2 separate regions of the Homo sapiens genome follow, and region 2 is linked to region 1. The links are chromatin contacts, found by Hi-C or POLR2A ChIA-PET in ENCODE. All regions are on one chromosome and are shown on one strand. Each heading gives the region's core, a stretch centred on a gene start or an enhancer-like site at or near the end of the contact. The rest is flanking DNA. Distances are from core to core; before and after follow the strand shown. Region 1 has its middle 110 kb from the start of MIR4693. Region 2 holds the start of PDGFDDN (PDGFD downstream neighbor).

Evidence for each region. Hi-C counts contacts between places; a loop is a spot of excess contacts on that map. ChIA-PET counts read pairs that join two places held with the same protein, here RNA polymerase II (POLR2A). Pooled maps may share reads with other maps.
Region 2: a map of endothelial cell of umbilical vein shows a loop between it and region 1 (2.8-fold over the local background). The contact joins the promoter of PDGFDDN here to the enhancer-like site in region 1. A Hi-C loop is called at or near these places in 2 of 168 maps with a recorded cell type or tissue (Right ventricle myocardium inferior and endothelial cell of umbilical vein), 2 of 37 single-sample maps with no recorded cell type and 2 of 50 pooled maps. POLR2A ChIA-PET finds 5 or more read pairs at or near these places in 1 of 52 experiments (endothelial cell of umbilical vein).

The regions. Positions count from the first base shown.
Region 1 is chr11:103,734,905-103,741,090 of GRCh38, reverse strand. No RefSeq gene overlaps it. Among named protein-coding and RNA genes, the nearest start is that of MIR4693, 110 kb to the left of the region's middle. RefSeq lists an enhancer at 1,374-1,919. Within about 2 kb of position 3,915, at least 4 of the 41 ENCODE cell types and tissues checked have a DNase peak (open chromatin) inside an H3K27ac peak, as active enhancers do.
Region 2 is chr11:103,903,753-103,909,879 of GRCh38, reverse strand. PDGFDDN (PDGFD downstream neighbor) reads left to right here and starts at 3,010. Exons shown (of 4, transcript XR_947960.3): 1 at 3,010-5,200. PDGFD (platelet derived growth factor D) reads left to right here. Exons shown (of 7, transcript NM_025208.5): 7 at 61-2,691. The coding sequence ends at 186. RefSeq lists enhancers at 5,150-5,319, 5,740-5,829.

The DNA.
Region 1 (6,186 bases), core at 2,666-5,165:
TACAATTCAGCTGTGAATCCATCTGGTCCTGGACTCTTTTTTGTTGGTAAGCTATTGATTATTGCCACAATTTCAGAGCCTGTTATTGGTCTATTCGGAGATTCAACTTCTTCCTGGTTTAGTCTTGGGAGGGTGTGTGTGTCGAGGAATTTATCCATTTCTTCTAGATTTTCTAGTTTATTTGTGTAGAGGTGTTTGTAGCATTCTCTGATGGTAGTTTGTATTTCTGTGGGATCGGTGGTGATATCCCCTTTATCATTTTTTATTGCGTCTATTTGATTCTTCTCTCTTTTCTTCTTTATTAGTCTTGCTAGTGGTCTATCAATTTTGTTGATCCTTTCAAAAAACCAGCTCCTGGATTCATTAATTTTTTGAAGGGTTTTTTGTTTCTCTATTTCCTTCAGTTCTGCTCTGATTTTAGTTATTTCTTGCCTTCTGCTAGCTTTTGAATGTGTTTGCTCTTGCTTTTCTAGTTCTTTTAATTGTGATGTTAGGGTGTCAATTTTGGATCTTTCCTGCTTTCTCTTGTGGGCATTTAGTGCTATAAATTTGCCTCTACACACTGCTTTGAATGTGTCCCAGAGATTCTGGTATGTTGTATCTTTGTTCTCATTGGTTTCAAAGAACATCTTTATTTCTGCCTTCATTTCATTATGTACCGAGTAGTCATTCAGGAGCAGGTTGTTCAGTTTCCATGTGGTTGAGTGGTTTTGAGTGAGTTTCCTAATCCTGAGTTCTAGTTTGATTGCACTGTGGTCTGAGAGACAGTTTGTTATAATTTCTGTTCTTTTACATTTGCTGAGGAGAGCTTTACTTCCAACTATGTGGTCAATTTTGGAATAGGTGTGGTGTGGTGCTGAAAAAAATGTATATTCTGTTGATTTGGGGTGGAGAGTTCTGTAGATGTCTATTAGGTCCGCTGGGTGCAGAGCTGAGTTCAATTCCTGGGTATCCTTGTTAACATTCTGTCTCGTTGATCCGTCTAATATTGACAGTGGGGTGTTAAAGTCTCCCATTATTATTGTGTGGCAGTCTAAGACTCTTTGTGGGTCTCTTAGGACTTGCTTTATGAATCTGGGTGCTCTTGTATTGGGTGCATATATATTTAGGATAGTTAGCTCTTCTTGTTGAATTGATCCCTTTACCATTATGTAATGGCCTTCTTTGTCTCTTTTGAACTTTGTCGTTTTAAAGTCTGTTTTATCAGAGACTAGGATTGCAACCCCTGCCTTTTTTTGTTTTCCATTTGCTTGGTAGATCTTCCTCCATCCTTTTATTTTGAGCCTCTATGTGTCTCTGCACATGAGATGGGTTTCCTGAATAGAGCACACTGATGGGTCTTGAGTCTTTATCCAATTTGCCAGTCTGTGTCTTTTAATTGGAGCCTTCCTCTGGAAGTTTTGTCTCAGAGGACTACCTAGCCGTGTGAGGTGTCAGTCTGCCCCTACTGGGGGGTGCCTCCCAGTTAGGCTGCTCGGGGGTGGGGGGTCAGGGACCCACTTGAAGAGGCATTCTGCCCGTTCTCAGATCTCCAGCTGTGTACTGGGAGAACCACTGCTCTCTTCAAAGCTGTCAGACAGGGACATTTAAGTCTGCGGAGGTTACTGCTGTCTTTTTGTTTGTCTGTGCCCTGCCCCCAGAGGTGGAGCCTACAGAGGCAGGCAGGCCTCCTTGAGCTGTGGTGGGCTCCACCCAGTTCGAGTTTCCTGGCTGCTTTGTTTACCTAAGCAAGCCTGGGAAATGGCGGGCACCCCTCCCCCAGCCTCGCTGCTGCCTTGCAGTTTGATCTCAGACTGCTGTGCTAGCCATCAGGAGACTCCGTGGGCGTCTCGCTGCCAGGACCTTCCCAGCCATGTGCGGGATATAATCTCGTGGTGCACCGTTTTTTAAGCCCGTCGGAAATGCGCAGTATTCGGGTGGGAGTGACCCCATTTTCCAGGTGCCCTCTGTCACCCCTTTCTTTGACTAGGAAAGGGAACTTCCTGACCCCTTGTGCTTCCCGAGTGAGGCAATGCCTCGCCCTGCTTCAGCTCGTGTACGGTATGCTGCACCCACTGTCCTGTGCCCACTGTCTGGCACTCCCTAGTGAGATGAACCTGGTACCTAGGATGGAAATGCAGAAATCACCCATCTTTTGTGTCGCTCACGCTGGGAGCTGTAGACTGGAGCTGTTCCTCTTTGGCCATCTTGGCTGCTTCCCACAATAATTGTTAAGTAGTCTTTAAGGTTTATAAATCCCTTTCATATGTATTATTTAATTTACTCCTCATGACAGCCATATAAGGTATCATCATTACTTTCCCTGTTTTGCATGTTGGGAATTGGGCCTCAAAAAGGAAAAATGATTTATTTGTCCAAGTTTACTCAGTAAGAATCAGAGCAAGTTTTCAGGCTTTGTTTCCCTGACTTCAAATACTAAGCCTTTTTATTCCCCAGGGCATGAACTCCCACTCAAGTTCAAGTGAAACTGCTTAGAAGTAGTATATATATATTTATAAGTATAGTGCAAACAGTTAGGTCCCAATGATACTTCATTGTCCAAATGCAATAACTAAAATTTTTTGAGAACTTCAAGCACTGTCTAAACACTTTGTGTGTACTGACTCATTTAATCCTTATGAGAATATTATGAGGTAGTCACCATCATCTTCATCATCTTCATTACCATCTTCTTCCCCATATTACAGAAACTAAGGCACAGAAGTGTTAGAGATAATGATGAGCATCTCAAATAGCTCATGGTAGATCTGGGATTTGGACCCAGGCAATCTGATGTAAAAGCCCCTGCCCTAAATCTCTACACTCTGCTTCCTATTACTGAGACTGGTCATAAACATCTGTCACTGGAACCATCCCTCTCAGACCTAGCACATGCACCAGAGCTCAAGGGTGAAATAGGAGTTTCAATGTAATCCATTGTTTTGGAACTCATAATCCAGAACCTATTGTGTAGTTTTGTTCCACCATTCATTCACTTACTCATTGAAACATTCACTCATTCATCCATTCAGTGGATACCTACAGATCTCTTACTGCATGCCAAGGTTTCTGCTGGGAGCTCTGCCAGCAACTGTGGGCCCTGGGCCTCTCCGCAAGAGTCTCTCCCATCCTGCCTCGTGATGTTAATCCACATACCTTCATGCTCTCTCTGTGGTGCCTCCAATCCTGCACACAGCATTCCAGGCATCTATGCACGGATACCCCCTTTCCACTTACACAAAGCCCTTTATATTCAGCAACATTCTATAGCTCCTCACAGCAAACCCTAGAGGATGGAGCAGTCATTGTTGCTGATTCCCACTTACAGATGAGAGAGTTCAACTTTTGCTTTTTTAGTTAAACCTCTGTATCAAGGTAACTCTCAGAAAAGTCTTCCAATAATTAAATATTACATTTGGAGAGTGAAACATCATTGGCTCTCAGCCACAGGGCTACAGGGGTGTTATGTATAATTGGATAACTAATAATAAACTACCAAAATTTGCCAGTAATTTTTTTCTAAAAAGAAATTTATGTGCGTTCCATGTTATCTCTGTAAGAACCTAGCTTTTACTTGCATTTCTATATGTTTTCTTTTGTAGAAGTAACAGTGCTATAACTGGTGGGTGCTAGGAATTGCTCCAACATGCAATCTCTCTGTACCACAGCCCAGGGGAAGCTGTTGTCAGGAATAGTAGCTTGTCCAAGGTCACATAGTGTCAGAACCGGGACTCAAATGAGGTCCCAATTCCCTAGACTATTGGTGATTTTTTTTTCCACTCCATGACATCCTGTCCCGCTTTCCTACCTCAACTCTGCCTTTTGGAATCCTACCCTGAAAACCTTGTTTTAACAGGGTGGGACCAGGGCCAGAAAAGGTCAGAACGAGTCCACTTACAATTTTTGGACACACTTCTGGAAAGGCTTCCCACAACACCAACAATGACTGCCAGGGCCTGCCAACAGCTCCCAAGTTCTAAGTTGCCAACCCTCACCAAAGATAGCACATGCTAGTCTAATTATTTCTTACCCTTTCAAAGCAAATATTCCTGAAGAAAGACTGGCCTATCACTTGTTAAAATGCATTGTGAGCATTTCTAGGCACTCTGACTAAAAAAAAAAATTTTAAAGCTCTGTCAGTTTCATGCAAATAGTGTGTAAGTTGAAAGCGTACTGTCAAATATTCGAGCCCTGAAGGGTTTGAGGCAAAACCAAGAGAAGCAATCAATGAGGAGATTTTTCATGGACCTTGGCTCATTTACATTCTGCTAATTTACTGAGACAAAGTGAAGCCTGGCAACTAATTGAGAAGGCTCTTGATGCTGGAATATTTTGTGTAAATGAAAACCTGCCAGTCTGGTTTTTTTTTTTTTTTTTTTGAGAAAAATATGCTTCTAAAGACAGAATTATTTAATATTATAGATGTTTAGATTTCTACATTTAAAAGTGTAAAAGTGGACATAAAACATCTTAATTAAATCGGTTTCTCTGCAAAGGACTGAGCAATGGCTTTTGGCTCCTGAAGGCTGGTATTAAATTTAGTGTCTCTTGCAGAACTGAAGTCTTTATGATACCACACTGCGGTAACTGTGAGTGTGGTTGCAAGTGTGAATTATTTGTGCTGAAGGCCTAGGGAATGCTGTTATAACTTAAACTGTTTTAGATCTACAAAGAGCAAATAACTGGAACAGATAAGATTTCCCATTGTCACATGCTGTGGCTTGGAACTCAGACACAGGGAGCCAGTTGGGAAGAGAAATAGGGAAACTTTCTTTATATCTTTTATCTTTCTGACCAAATGAAAGGTATAAACACAGGATTCTGAACTGACTAGCATGTTCATGCAAATGCAGGGAGCTAGGGGAACAAACCCAATGAAGATATTTTACAGTTTGGTATTTTTCGCTCCCCTTCAAATTTAAGGGCAAGACACTTTGCCTGGTATAGTGCCCTTTGGGTTTGGAAAGCACATATTGGGGCTTAATTGAATTGTTCCTTATAATAGTCTGGGACCACACATGTTAGTTACCTCTGCCCCATTAGGCCACAAGCTGGTCCATGATCACCCTTCTTAATTTGCATTTTTGGCTCCTGGTATCAACATCAGGACACTCATTCTGAGGCAGAATGCCAAAAACATAGACCCCAGACGCCCTAATCTAAGTGTTCTAGTTCTGTGATGGTATGAGATTGAGTTAGGCAGACAGAGGACTGGTGAACTGTATATGGATTCTGAAACTGTGAATTGTGCATCTTCTGAGTAATTGGTTTAGAAGCAATCAGGGGTTTAGCTAGAACAGTCGGGTTTCTGGTGTTGGCAGCAGGCTCTTGGAGTGCCTTCGTAATGTTTCATCCTCTTCACGTGTACAGGGCACAGTAAATCAGGTATTTGTAAGTCAGGGCTGCCTGTGCCAGAAGCATGTAAAAATAGCATGTATTGAGTACTACTGTGAGTCAGGCACAGTGCTAAGTGCTTTGCATACACAATCTTCTTCAATCCTTACTTTAGTCCTCTGTGATGTGTATTCTTGTTAACATCCCCAAAAGAAGACAGAAAGGCTAAATAATTTGTCCAGAGTGAAAGACCTGGTAACTGGCAGAGGCAGGATTTGACCCTGTCCGAACTTACCAAGTGCAATGAACAAAATACTACTTCCAGGTAGAAAGAAGAGAGTTGAACATCTAGGTAGAAAGAAGAGAGAAAGCCTCTAGGGATCAGGATGAGTCATGCAGCAGGTCACCGAGCAAGATGATTAAAACACTGGAATCAAGGAACAAATCTCCAAAGTCAGTTTCCAAGAAATGTAATTTAAATGTTTCATGCAATAGCATCTTACCTTTGATCATGATATTTTTCAAAGTTGACTACTGGAAACACAAATTAAAAAAAAAAAAGCTTTAAAGTTATCCATAGAAGATCAATGTAAAGTTGAAACTCACATGTACAACCTGTTAAGGCACAATGTCCTACTTTGTGGTTTTCACACCAGGCTTGGGAGACTGCAAACACTTATTAATCTTATGCATGTGGCTGGGTGCACAAAAGCCAGCCCATGCATTTGGCCTTTGGATAGGAAACCCACAACTCACACCAGGAGGACATATGTCCTAAAATTTCCTTGAAGAGAGGTAGGCAAATTCTTATTTCACAGGCTTTTGGAGCAACTGGGTTAAGTGATCCCTTCTGTCTGTCTCCTTGTTCTTCTG
Region 2 (6,127 bases), core at 1,761-4,260, 170 kb before region 1:
GGCATCTGACTGAGTTGAACTCCAAAGGCTTTCTAACAGGAGATGTGCTTCTTGTCCTAGGTATTACAGTTTGAGCCTGGCCACATCAAGAGGAGGGGTAGAGCTAAGACCATGGCTCTAGTTGACATCCAGTTGGATCACCATGAACGATGTGATTGTATCTGCAGCTCAAGACCACCTCGATAAGAGAATGTGCACATCCTTACATTAAGCCTGAAAGAACCTTTAGTTTAAGGAGGGTGAGATAAGAGACCCTTTTCCTACCAGCAACCAAACTTACTACTAGCCTGCAATGCAATGAACACAAGTGGTTGCTGAGTCTCAGCCTTGCTTTGTTAATGCCATGGCAAGTAGAAAGGTATATCATCAACTTCTATACCTAAGAATATAGGATTGCATTTAATAATAGTGTTTGAGGTTATATATGCACAAACACACACAGAAATATATTCATGTCTATGTGTATATAGATCAAATGTTTTTTTTGGTATATATAACCAGGTACACCAGAGCTTACATATGTTTGAGTTAGACTCTTAAAATCCTTTGCCAAAATAAGGGATGGTCAAATATATGAAACATGTCTTTAGAAAATTTAGGAGATAAATTTATTTTTAAATTTTGAAACACAAAACAATTTTGAATCTTGCTCTCTTAAAGAAAGCATCTTGTATATTAAAAATCAAAAGATGAGGCTTTCTTACATATACATCTTAGTTGATTATTAAAAAAGGAAAAATATGGTTTCCAGAGAAAAGGCCAATACCTAAGCATTTTTTCCATGAGAAGCACTGCATACTTACCTATGTGGACTATAATAACCTGTCTCCAAAACCATGCCATAATAATATAAGTGCTTTAGAAATTAAATCATTGTGTTTTTTATGCATTTTGCTGAGGCATGCTTATTCATTTAACACCTATCTCAAAAACTTACTTAGAAGGTTTTTTATTATAGTCCTACAAAAGACAATGTATAAGCTGTAACAGAATTTTGAATTGTTTTTCTTTGCAAAACCCCTCCACAAAAGCAAATCCTTTCAAGAATGGCATGGGCATTCTGTATGAACCTTTCCAGATGGTGTTCAGTGAAAGATGTGGGTAGTTGAGAACTTAAAAAGTGAACATTGAAACATCGACGTAACTGGAAATTAGGTGGGATATTTGATAGGATCCATATCTAATAATGGATTCGAACTCTCCAAACTACACCAATTAATTTAATGTATCTTGCTTTTGTGTTCCCGTCTTTTTGAAATATAGACATGGATTTATAATGGCATTTTATATTTGGCAGGCCATCATAGATTATTTACAACCTAAAAGCTTTTGTGTATCAAAAAAATCACATTTTATTAATGTAAATTTCTAATCGTATACTTGCTCACTGTTCTGATTTCCTGTTTCTGAACCAAGTAAAATCAGTCCTAGAGGCTATGGTTCTTAATCTATGGAGCTTGCTTTAAGAAGCCAGTTGTCAATTGTGGTAACACAAGTTTGGCCCTGCTGTCCTACTGTTTAATAGAAAACTGTTTTACATTGGTTAATGGTATTTAGAGTAATTTTTTCTCTCTGCCTCCTTTGTGTCTGTTTTAAAGGAGACTAACTCCAGGAGTAGGAAATGATTCATCATCCTCCAAAGCAAGAGGCTTAAGAGAGAAACACCGAAATTCAGATAGCTCAGGGACTGCTAACAGAGAACTACATTTTTCTTATTGCCTTGAAAGTTAAAAGGAAAGCAGATTTCTTCAGTGACTTTGTGGTCCTACTAACTACAACCAGTTTGGGTGACAGGGCTGGTAAAGTCCCAGTGTTAGATGAGTGACCTAAATATACTTAGATTTCTAAGTATGGTGCTCTCAGGTCCAAGTTCAACTATTCTTAAGCAGTGCAATTCTTCCCAGTTATTTGAGATGAAAGATCTCTGCTTATTGAAGATGTACCTTCTAAAACTTTCCTAAAAGTGTCTGATGTTTTTACTCAAGAGGGGAGTGGTAAAATTAAATACTCTATTGTTCAATTCTCTAAAATCCCAGAACACAATCAGAAATAGCTCAGGCAGACACTAATAATTAAGAACGCTCTTCCTCTTCATAACTGCTTTGCAAGTTTCCTGTGAAAACATCAGTTTCCTGTACCAAAGTCAAAATGAACGTTACATCACTCTAACCTGAACAGCTCACAATGTAGCTGTAAATATAAAAAATGAGAGTGTTCTACCCAGTTTTCAATAAACCTTCCAGGCTGCAATAACCAGCAAGGTTTTCAGTTAAAGCCCTATCTGCACTTTTTATTTATTAGCTGAAATGTAAGCAGGCATATTCACTCACTTTTCTTTGCCTTTCCTGAGAGTTTTATTAAAACTTCTCCCTTGGTTACCTGTTATCTTTTGCACTTCTAACATGTAGCCAATAAATCTATTTGATAGCCATCAAAGGAATAAAAAGCTGGCCGTACAAATTACATTTCAAAACAAACCCTAATAAATCCACATTTCCGCATGGCTCATTCACCTGGAATAATGCCTTTTATTGAATATGTTCTTATAGGGCAAAACACTTTCATAAGTAGAGTTTTTTATGTTTTTTGTCATATCGGTAACATGCAGCTTTTTCCTCTCATAGCATTTTCTATAGCGAATGTAATATGCCTCTTATCTTCATGAAAAATAAATATTGCTTTTGAACAAAACTACTCCATTATTTAGTACTCAATTGCAGTTTTAAAAGGTGTACACTGCTAAAAAAGAAAAAAAAAAAGAAAAGAAAACTTCCAGCTGGACGCGGGGGCTCAAGCCTGTAATCCTAGCACTTGGGGAGGCCGAGGGGGTGGATCACACGGAGATCGAGACCATCCTGGTCAACATGGCGAAACCCTGTCTCTACTAAAAATACAAAAATGAGCCAGGTGTGGTGGTGGGCGCCTTTAGTCCCAGCTACTCAGGAGATTGAGGCAGGAGAATCACTTGAACCGGGAGGCAGAGGTTGCAGTAAGCCGAGATCACGCCACTGCACTCCAGCCTGGGCTGCAGAACAAGACTCCTTTCAAAAAAAAAAAAAAGGAAAACTTTTTTTCACAAATGCATCAAACTGTTTGGAATGACAAGATTGAGTGATTTCTGAAGGCTTCATTTTATAATGCCCGAAAGAACAACACTTTGTTCCCCAATTACAGGCTTCTGTTCTGTCTTTGTCCTGCAGCTGCACAGTGGGGCAAGACTTGGGTTTGGTTTTGTTGCTGCTTTGTTGCTTCTTCATTTGACTGTTTCCCCATGAGTCTTATAATGAATTATGTTCTCCTCTGACATTGTTCCTCACCTAAGAAAATCCACAGCTGTCTCTTCCTTGAGGCCTGAAGTCAACAACATTACAACCTCATTTCCCTTTTATCCACCTCCTTTTCCCATCTGGGTGGACACCCCAGCCAACTAGTGATTCAGTGTTATCAGTTCAGACAGACCAGTTTAGGAGCTACACTCCTATATCATTTGCTTTGTAATTTGTGAAGAGGCACATAGCATAAAGAGAGCTCTTCTAGCTGCAATGCACATGCAAGAATTTTTGCTTTTGATTATAGCCTAATCTTTATATCATCCTGCTGGAGACAAAATAGCAGCTGCAGTGTTGAATGAAACTCTGCCATTTTAGTGGTTTTAGGTCATTTGGGGAATGGGAGTAAAGACCTGTATTCTGTGGCAAGAATTAATTTTACCATCAGAAATACTAGCTAGTGTGTGAGCATGGGAGAGGGATGGGGACAGGGTCGAATAATTCTGTGCCTAATAGCTAATTCAAGTAACTGGGGTTTTTAGGTAAAAAGTCATAATAGTAATATATATATGTATATATATGTGAATATATGTGTATATATGTATGTATATATGTTGCATTTTAATACAAAGACATTAAGAATTTTATTTCATTTCCTGAAATGTTCACATGTCCAGTTTTATTCTGAGAATAACTCAACAGATGTCTAAATTGTTGATACTCTCCTAGGTTCCTCATAGAATATTAAATTAAAATTCAATAGATTAGTATTCATGCCTGAAGTCCTAGGAAATATAATTTTGTTTATTGGCAGCCCTAGTCAAACATGCTAGAAGACAGAATATTTATAATTCACTGGTTTTATTGACATTCACTCAAATTCTGTTGTTTTTAAAGATCAAGTTAAAGACTACACAGACCTTCAAAACTTAGCATAGCACAACTGGGATATCTCTCAAATAAAATAGGCATCAACAAGGGATAAGCAACTAACCACTTAATGTAAGACTTTATGCTTGCTTTTCCAGTTATATTTCTGAATTTTGCAAACTAATTTGTGTCCTTTTTTTGAATAAATTTCATTTCTATAGAGATGTCTAAAAATTATTTAGCAGACTACATTAAAAGAGAGTGGAGCTAACTTCTTAACATAGGTTAATATACTCAGTGCAACAAGCTGTGGACCAAGAAATCTTCATTTTCTAGCAAAATCATTTGACTTTGTGATTATTTTAAACTGTTTATACTTATTGCCAGGTTTAGTGACCAGAAACCAAATGTTAAAATCATTCTTGGATTCAATTTACATTTTAAATAATACCTACAATACAAGTTCCCTTTTAAGAACTAAGGTCTCTAACCTGTTTCTGGTTGAGGTCATAGTATAAATTTCTCCTCTTCAGGCCTTCTAGTGTCTTTCTAGACTTTCCTTTCTCCCTGTGTCTCCCACAGGCTTCCTTTCTCACCTGCCTCTACTTGTCAGTCTTCAAATCAGAGAAAATCAGGATCAATATCTGCTTTGGGAAAGACAGGAGATAGATCAGTCGAGGAGATCAACTGCATGGTTACCCAAGTGAGCAATTAATAGGGTAAAATTCCCAACTGCTTTAAGAAATCACTGCTTTTTGAGAGTCAAACACATCAGGTGCATATTTTTCAGTACTGTCCACTTTGGTGCAAACTTCAGGATATGGTGGTAGATATTTGTTGACTTCTGTCAATAGAAATTTAGCCACAGTCAATATGGGGAAAATTGACTAAATTACATGTTTCATTCATTCATTCAACAGCAAATACATTAAAGCCCGCTATGTATCAGACATGCTTTGAGGCTTGAAACACAAGATTCACAACAGAGGATAAAACTAGAGAAAGATATTCTAGGTAAGATCAACAGGAAGAACAAAGGTCTCCCAGCAAAAATGCATAAGGTAAGTGTGGGCAGTTCAGAAAATATAAAGTGATCGAAAGGAAAGAAAAGGAAACTGTAGGCAAATGAATTTAGTCTTTTACATTTAGTAAAGGAAGCTCCATGAGGACCTCTGAGCACAGTGGGGGCTGTATGTGTCATAGAGCACCAGACAGAAAGTTAGAAGGTCTTGGTTGTAGTGACTAGCCTGCCACTTTCTAAACCTATGTTTCCTCATTTACACACTCAGATATGTAAGATGTTCTGGAGGTGTCTTCCGGCAGAACAATTCTGCAATTCTGCATTTTCGAAAATGGGTCTACAGAAAGAGTAGGGATTGGGCTATGAGTTATGAGGCTCCTTGAAGTTCTAGGGGTGAGACAATAAGGATAAAGCGAGACTTCAGAGACAGGAAGGGAAGTTTGCCCCTGTGGTTGTTCAGGCTGTGCACTACAAATCTCTAGGGGTTGCTATTTGCATGAACTAAGATGACAAGACAGGTTAAGAGGTTTCAAAGTTCTTTGTGGTTGGATGGGCTGGAGGTGCAGGCTTGGAGATCTCCTGTAGGAAGAAGTCATGTGAGTTCAAGAGAATTCTTGTGGGAAAACCAGGGAGGCAGGAAGGAGGGGTGAATTTTGCAAGCATGTCTCCAAGAAGAGGAGCCAGGTCTTGTAACATTGAAAGGGAGTCATTCTCAGGGTCAAAGCTGAAACCATAAGAAGATACACAGAACCTGAAAGACCTCCATAACCATTAAGAGGGAAGAAGACTAGTTTCTAAAGCTCATAAAAATGTGTTCTGAAAAGGTATTAAGTACTGACTGAGGGCTAAAGGTCCAGCCCTGTGCTAAATACAGCAGATTCACAGGAAAATAAAACAAACGTATTTCCTGCCTTTATCAAGCTAGAGAAGACATTACATGAGGCTAGAGAAGACTAGACACTAAACA